2 separate regions of the Homo sapiens genome follow, and region 2 is linked to region 1. A link is a loop called in an ENCODE intact Hi-C map of the cell type or tissue named here. Cell type or tissue: sigmoid colon. All regions are shown on one strand. Links, peaks and the distances in the headings refer to the core of each region. The heading gives the core; the rest is flanking DNA. Region 1 overlaps LINC02917 (long intergenic non-protein coding RNA 2917). Region 2 has its middle 110 kb from the start of LINC02917.

What was found. Peaks named below come from ENCODE experiments on the same cell type or tissue, not always from the same donor. Only the 100,000 strongest peaks of a DNase experiment are listed, where the experiment ranks them.
Region 2: it touches region 1 in a loop (2.5-fold over the local background); 6 of 110 quality-filtered maps call a loop at or near these places.

The regions. Positions count from the first base shown.
Region 1 is chr3:152,155,182-152,159,586 of GRCh38, reverse strand. The region is part of intron 1 of LINC02917 (long intergenic non-protein coding RNA 2917); the gene reads left to right. It overlaps LOC101928166 (a long non-coding RNA gene), which reads left to right. Exons shown (of 3, transcript NR_136178.1): 3 at 1-123. Among named protein-coding and RNA genes, the nearest start is that of LINC02917, 48 kb to the left of the region's middle. In sigmoid colon, for the core only: no CTCF peak of the experiment used is centred there; no DNase peak of the experiment used is centred there; H3K4me3 peaks cover 670 bases.
Region 2 is chr3:152,095,632-152,100,036 of GRCh38, reverse strand. No RefSeq gene overlaps it. Among named protein-coding and RNA genes, the nearest start is that of LINC02917, 110 kb to the left of the region's middle. In sigmoid colon, for the core only: no CTCF peak of the experiment used is centred there; a DNase peak (open chromatin) is centred at 2,696.

The DNA of each region.
Region 1 (4,405 bases), core at 322-4,321:
TCCAGTGGCTTGGACTCTGAAGCATGATTCCTCAAAATAAAGCAAACAGTTCCTCATGACTTTATAGAGTGATTAAGCCATTGGAAATGCGTTGCACAAAAAGCGCCATGCAGCACAACATAGAAAAGAGCTCCAGTTAATGTAACATGTGGAGAAAGACAGTGTGGGTATGCACTTAACTGTTTGGAGAAGCTCCTTAACTTTAAAATCACGTATTGAAACTAGGATATGTAAAAACTTCGAATGAACTTCAAATGAAGAATAATGACATAAATTAATTAGGGCTGGATAAAGAATAAAATACCACTTATTTAAAATGCATGTACTAAGAATTCAGAGGAGCAGATAGGTTACACATCTGAGGTGTGTTTCTTCAGGTTTCAAGAAAGCACTCTATTTAGAAATCAGTAGCATGTTTTGGTTACATTTGCAGAATGGCAATCCACTGTTTTCTTTTTTAATTTGATTGTGATTCTAATGTTTGCTATGTCAAAGAGACTCTCAAGTGTTTTAAAAATCCTTTTATACAAACGTTTCTTTATTTGGCTCTTAATGTAGACCCAATCAAACGAAAGAGCACTGAATTTTGGGAAAGAAAAAATTAAAATAGAATGTCAGTCTAAATTATTTTAAATCTGTTGTGCTTATCAAATATTTTTTATTGATTTATATGATTTTTAGGCATCAATATGGCATTTCACATGTATACTACTGTTGAAATTTTATATTATATTGCAACATACTTGCATATTATTTTAATAATATGAGGAAAGAATAAGACAGGTGATTTACTATGAGTTAGTTTTCTTATTTTGTGTAAAGAGGAACTTTACGAAGGCCAATTTTTTTCCACAGAAACTTCTTCCTTTAAGTAGATACAGCTTGTCTGAAGTATGAATCTATCATTTAAAAAAAATAGTTCAAGCCTGTTGAAGAGGCTTTATTATTTTTGCAACCTGCCCAAACAGAATTTTATATTATATGATAGCTTTGTTACTTGTCAATAACCATATAATTCATTTAAACTTCATTACTTGTCAATAACCATATAATTCATTTAAAAGAGAAGAAACTAGGCATTAAACAAATATCTTTACAGTATTTAAATTAAAATGTAGCATGCTGATTTCTGACTAGGAAAATGAAGAATAAGTGCCAACAAGAGACACTTAAGAAACTGCTATTACTTCTTTCATCTTCCCAGAGAATTATCTGTTCTCTGCATATCAGAATTTAGGCACATCATCTCCAATTGTTTGTGTACCTATCAATCTATCCTAAGAGAATCCTAGGTCCTCCAAGATAGAGACTATTTTATTATGTTTTATTTTTCCAGCATACTCAACATGTTGAATGCATGAATAACTGTACATATGAATGAGTGAGTACAGACATAATTTTCGTAAAGTTTAAAAAATATTTACGACCATGATTCATGGTAAAAAAAATACATTTGTACATCGGGATGCAAAACAGAAGAGTGTGCATACACATACAAGAAAAAAACAAAAACAAAAGAGTTACAAATCAATATTCATCTTTACTCCATGTACCACTCTCTGGTATTTTCTATTCATATCTATTTCATTGGAAAAAATAAACTTCTTGGTGAACTAAATTGATTTTATAAATGAGTCATAAACTGTAATTTAGAAAACTAATTTGTGGAATAGAAAAACATATAAGAATCAGCTTATCCCTAATTTAACTTAAATACAGAAAACTAGTAAATATGAGGTATATTGACACTATCCATGTCATAAAATGTCCTGGAAATAGTACAGAAAAGATTCTTGAGGGTAAATTTTTGAAGAAGGCTTCGGGGAAAAGTTTAACTCTACTTGAACCTTAGCATTTTAGAATTTTGATTACAGAGAGAAGCTGAACATTCAAAGGTGTAGAAGGTAAGAACAAAAGCAAGAAAAAACAGAAATGAGTGTAAGATGAGGAGGTATGACAGCTGTAAAGATCACAGAGTCAGGCTTGGAGAGATAAAATGTATGAATACTAGACTGAGGACTTTATTAGGACCTCAAACAACATTTTCTCTTTCTCTCTTTCCTCCTTCTCTCTCTCTTTCTTCCTTCCTTCCTTTCTTCCTTCTTTTTCTTTCTTCTTTCTTTCTTTCTTTCCTTTCTTTCTTTCCCTTCCTTCCTTCCTTTCTTTCTCTCTTTTTCTTTCTTTCCTTTCTTATCACTGTAACATCAGCAAGCAAAACTTTTCCCTTTGGTCAAAAGAGATAGACAGGGAACACAATTAGTCTATTACAATATTATGAAAAAGAAGTGATAAAGATTAGGCTAATTTGGAAACAACTAAAAAAGAAAAGTAACTGATTGCTTAGGAGACCAAGCAACGTAGGGAATTAACCCTTTGCATTATAAGCTCTGTCATCTGGGAGATACTGGTAGTGATGACAGGAATAGAAAAGTTAGAAATAATGGACTGTTTGAAAGGGCTGTTTGAGTATTTTTGAGGCACCCCTTCTCTACACTAATGACTGTTTCAATACCCAGGCTTACCTTTCAACGTGAGAATGTGTAATGGTTATTTTTAGCTAAAGGTTTGCAATTTTCAAGTATGCTAAACTTCAGTATTGAGGCAGACTGCTGCAAACAGGCAAACATTCTGGAAACTGGGTAAATCAGATTGCTCGTGGTACAGCTCTCTAAATCTCATGGCTTACCATCATTGAGATTCAGCATATAATCTTGATTCAAAGGAAACAAACAAACCAGCAATCAAAAAATAGAGTAAAATAACAACAACAATAAATACATAAATTCTCAAGAAGCTAACTACATCAAGAAAACATTTTGAATACTTTACAAAACTTTCACTGAAGTTACTTATTTCATTCATAATAAAAAAATTGGCCTTAGGCATAATTTTCAAAAACTGCTTTGTTTCCATTTATTAGATTTTAGAATTTTTAACCAAGGCTGACATTATCTCCCACTACTTCTACTACTTTCCTATTCCCAAGTCACTAAAACTAAGAAATCACAAGAGTTGCCTCTAATAGATACTTTTGGCAAAAAACCTAAATCCAACAGATACAGAAATGTAATATAGAGCACCCTAAATCACCCAAGTCAATTCTCTTTGGGCCTTAGAATATTAGTTGAGTGTTATTTTCATGACTTGTCTGATTTTTCTTTTTGGATCTCTCTATCTAGAACAATTCAGAGGTTTTATAAATAATATCTTTCTATGGTTGATTCATTTTAACACCATGATTTTATGTAAAATGGGAATGTCTGGTTTGTCATTTTTATTTTTTTCTCGGACTGAAAACACACCTTCAATGAAAATAATAGTCAATGGAATAGGGTAAATATTAATATCTACAGGATTATTATGAGTTATTAAGGTGAGTATGGCAGTCTCACACTCCAAAGAAATGAACATCTACAACTTCAGAATGTGTTCAGATGTTTATAGCATACAACATATCATAACACTTCATAATTACAAAGCACCTTTCTTGAAATAAACTCTAGTCTATTTCACATGTTCTCATAGTTTCTTTGGAGTTGTTCCAAAGATACATTACTGTTTATAAGGTAAAGTGTGACACATGGCAAGTTCCTACAAAATCCATCTGAATTGAAGAAAGGAGATCAAAAACTAAGCAAGCTGAGTAGATGTCTCTGTGTGAGAAAGGCCCCTTCTGTTGTGATCTACAGAACTAATGAAAAGAATTTTTCCAGACACCACAGCATAGGGCTGCAGTGGGTTCTGCCTGTTAGTCTGGAGGAATTATTGTTTCAAAATATCCTCGCTGAATGTCAGGAATGCCCTAAGAGTCGTTTTTCCTCCTAGGTCCTAATGGCTCTTAACTTACATTAAAATGTTTTCTGGATTTATATAAGTGCTAATAATGACAACCTTTAGAAAAAATCCTGAGTTACATGTCATGGATTATTAAAACTTTACAGGAACAATTTACTTCTGGCAGGTCAAACAAAACTGGAACTTAGTAAGCATATTACCGCAGTGCTGCCTATTAGAAATGTCTTATGAATTAGTAAAAACATCTAAAATATTATTCTTCCTATGTGACAGCATATCTTATAAAGAACTAATTATTCAGAATTGAGTCACTTTTTCTGTTCTTTGCAATGAGTTTAAGTGGTAGGAAGAGAGAGGTAGTGTTAAATATCACAGATTCCACGACCATCCAGTCACAGAAGTGATTTAATTCTAGAAGGGTCTGAAAATAGTAATAGGATTATTACCAAAATATGTTACGGGATAACAGCAAGGATTGACTGGAATTGCTTATGTAAAGTTTCTGGAACCCTTTTAGCTGGTCACAAAGTTAGGGCTGAGGTGCTCTGCATCTTCCGCATCCTGCCACAGATAATTCTGTACAATCTGCAGAGATGGTAGGTAGTAGCTC
Region 2 (4,405 bases), core at 320-4,319, 60 kb after region 1:
ATTTGTAATCTTACAATTTCTGTGCAGGAGAAATCTAAGTGTGGCTTAGCTGGGTGCTTCTGGCTCATAAAATTGTAGCTAAGCATCAGGTTGGCTTATCTGTGTCTTATCTGAAGGCTCAACTATTTGGGGAGTGTGGGGAAAATCTACCTTCAGTCTCACTCATGTGGTCCTTTAATAGGTGAGCCTCATGTCATGGCAGCTGGTTTCACCCAGGTAAATGACCCAATAAATAACAAGAGACAGAACACTCAAGACAGAAGATGCAGTCTTTTATAACGTAACCTAAGTGAGATTCTCATTTCTTATGCTGATTCTGTTCATTAAAACATTAAAAGTGAATCAACAAGTTCAGATTATTCTTTTTTTTTTTTATAGAGTCTTGCTCGGTTGCAGAGGCTGGAGTGCAGTCTTACGGTCTCTGCTCACCACAACTTCTGCCTCTCAGGTTCAAGTAATTCTCCTCCCTCAGCCTCCAGAGTAGCTGGGATTACAGCTGCATGCCACCACGCCCAGCTAATTTTTGTATTTTTCGTAGAGTCGAGGTTTCACTATGTTGGCCAGGCTGGTCTTGAACTCCTGACCTAAGGTGATCCACCCGCCTCGGCCTCCCAAAGTGCTGGGATTACGGGCCTCAGCCACTGCACCCAGCCTGGATTATTCTTAAAAGGGTAGATTGTATAGAGAAATACATAACAGAAAGTGGGGATCACTGGAGATTATTTTAGAAACTGCCTATCACATGATTTAACATCATTGTTCTGAAAATAGAGGATTATTATATATTCACAAGTTTTCTAAAATTTCAGAATTGTTATAGTCAGGACACTAGTATGAATAAATAGAATGTCAGCTTATTATGGTTTAAACAAAAATGAAAATTTATTGACTCAGGTAACTCAAAAGTCTATATAATGGGACTACCTTCTGACTGACTACATTGAATGAATATTAGCAGGATGTCGTCTGTCACTCCTCTCATTGGTTTTACTTTCTTCTATGTGGCTTTATCTTCTGGCAGGCTCACTCCACATCATGTAAAGTCTAACTTTAGCAACCCCAGGGAATATGATTTGTAGTGGTCACTATGTCTTTGTAAAGAGTCCCAACCAACACTTTCATTAAACCTCATGCTCATTTCTGGATAGAAAGATAAAGTCCTTTGAGTAGCTAGGACTATGTAATATTCCATCCCTGGTGTGGGGGTTTGGTTACTCCTACAACAATCATATAAACCAAGTCTTGTAGGGAGATTTGACTCCAAAAAAAAAAAAAGTTACAGGAAGAAGGGATCATATTATGGGTAAACAAAAATAAAAATAAAGAAACAAGTAAATGAAAAATAACCACAGTGTTATGGGCTGAATTGTGTACCTCTCAAATTCATATGTTGAAGCCTCAGTCCTCAATGTGACTGTACCTAGAGATAGGGCCTTTGTGGAGGCAATTAAGTTTACATGAAGTAATAAAGGTGGGTCTCCAATCCAGCAGAGGTGAGGAAGAGACACTGGAGTGCTGTCTCTCTCTCGGCACACACACAAAGGAAAGGACATGTGAGGACACAACCGGGAGGCAGCCATTTGCATGCTAGGAAGAGAGCCCTCACCAGAAACTTTAATTGCCAACACCTCGATCATGAACTTCTAGCCTCCAGAACTGTGAGAAAGTAAATTTCTGTTGTCACTCAGCCTGTGGTATTTTGTTATGGCATCCCAAGCAGACTAGTACACATAAGAAAACAGCTGTCTATATGTTTTCAGCAACTTTTTAATACTATGCAGAAAAGTACACTTAAAATTGTGGTTTTAATAATTACAGCCCATTGGACTTGATGATTACAAGAATATTTTTCTGTTCTACATAAAATTCTGTTGTGTTCAGTAACAAATTACCCCAAACTGAATGAAATAAAACAACAGAAATGTATTCTCTCACAGTTCAGGAGGCCAGAAGTGCAAAGTCAAGAGTTTTGCAGGCTTGGTTTCTTCTGGAGGGTCTGGAGGAAATTGTTACAGATATCTCTCCCCGCTGCTGGTGGTTGCTGCATCCTCGGCATTCCTTGGCTTCAAGTTGCATCACTCCAATCTCTGCCTCCATCATCGCATTGCCCTCTTCCCTGCTTGTGTCTCTGTATATCTCTGCACTACTTTTAAGAACACCAATCAGTGGATTAGGGACCACCCCAATCCAGTATGAGCTCATGTTAATGTGATTATATCTGCAAAGACCCTTTTTTCAAATAAGATCACATTCACAGATACTGAAGTTATGACTTCAAAATGTCTTACTGGGAAATGTAATTCAACCCACAATACTTTAAGTTTCTTAAAAAAAAAATCGTGTTAACACTAGGTAGCATTTTCTTCCAGCTCCCAACATTTCACTTTGTTGATTCTTATGAATAAATAAGAATAATTTATAAAAGGAAGTTTAAAAATAATTATTTAATGATGACTTCCACTGTGCTAATACAGCATTTTATGAATAAATCTCACATTATCAGGAGTTTCTTATTAGAATGTGCTGTCAACATAAACTGTTAAAATTTATTTACTCACTTTCTAATTCATACTTACCAAATGATCTTTTTTTCCTACCATTGCACAGCCTGTAACTTGGTCTAGGTGTTACATGTTTAATATCACTCCACTGTGCCGAGGAAACTTGTTTAAACAAGTCACAAAGCTATGACACAGGGCAGAGCACTGAGGCAAAAACATTTTCAGTTTCTTCCATTTAAAGTCATGATGGTGTTTACAATTGCAGGCAAACTACAGGTTGTTTTACGTGTTAGGTCATTATTCTCCCACAGACCTTCCAAATCATATTCTGGATAAAAGCTGTAAAATTCCAGCCTCCACAATGACATTGTACCTACATATGAAATTCTTTGCCTGCCCTTGTTTGGCAGCTGGTCTGGAACTGAGGATTTGGGTTTTGTTGTTTTTCCTTCAGCAAGACCAATAGTTTCTTATAATATTTCTCCTAGAGCTGGAAATTTGAGATAAATTTTCAACATATTAACTTAAAATATTTTTGTTTGTTCCTTTACAATGCCAAACCAGACATTTTAAATTTGTATAAAAAAGGAAGAAGTCGTATTACCTAATGGAATGATTATTGTCTTTCTAATATTCTTTAATTTTTCCACTCTCTTAGCCTGAGTACCCTAGAATACAGAGTGTGAACCAAAACTTATGCAGAAATGTTATTTGGTGGGGGTAGCGTAGCTATGTGCAAGGGCAATAAAAATGAAGAAAAAAGGGAAATGAGGCAAGAAACGGGGTGGGCATGAATCCAGCGGTCAGTAATTTCACAAGAAAATGCAATACGTTGTTCAATCATATAGGATATCTCTGGAAAAGCCTGATGAAATCACTATATGTGGGAGCTCTTGGGTGAGGATGGGCATGAGGTAGAAGAAGCACAGGCAATTTATCTGATGGTTCAGCTGTCTCTCACTGGTCAGAGTCCACTCCAGGGGTATGAGCTTACCCAAGTTCCTGGGTTGCATTGCCCAGCTCTTCCACTCTTCCACACAGGCAATAGAGAAGCCACAGTCATCAAAGCTCTGACCTCAGAGGTTAGGAACAGTGGTTTCTACTTGCTGCATAGAGCCTTATGGATCTGTAGCGGTGATGGTAGTAGCTGGACTTTATCACCCAAGAAATTGTGTGAGCTAAAGCTAGGGCTCTTCAGGCCAAGAACAAGAACAGGGAGTTGAGAGTAGCCTATTGAGTAGCACATAATTTGGGACTGCTGAACTCACACAGCTATGGATATTCTGACCTGTGAAAGAATCACTGATTTATATGGCTGCAATGACCTTTAAAGACCATTTATTCCAAATGTGACTAAAACTGTGAAGAGACATTTCTACTTACAGTTAAAATGGACTAACAGGGACACGTTTTCCCCTCTCATCTGAAACAGTCCCCCCGGAAGGACAGGTATCTGAGAGTTTGTAGGCAAAAAAAAGGTGAGCCCAATGCATGCCAACACTTACTTCCTTAAGAGAGTTTCTAGGCCAATAGGGAGAAAACTAGTAGAATACCAGTAGATTTCCTGTGTAGGAAGATAGAGCTGAGAGTATGGGTAGACTGAGGCAGCTAGAGTTTGAAGGACTGAGTACCAGACAGAAGAGAGCAACAAACAGAAAACTCCAGAAATCTGTAAAAGATACCCTTTGAATTATGCAGCTGAATACTGACTAACAAATGTATGCAAAGAGGCTGTCCAAGGTTGAGGAATCACCTGCTAGTATTAAAAGTAACAGTGTACCACCAGTCAGATTAAAAAAACCCACAATTTAAAGGTAATTTGATAGAGTACACAAAACAGACTTGCCTGCCTAGTGAGCTTATTTAGTACTAGATTAAACACTGCTCTGACTCTGTCTAACAAA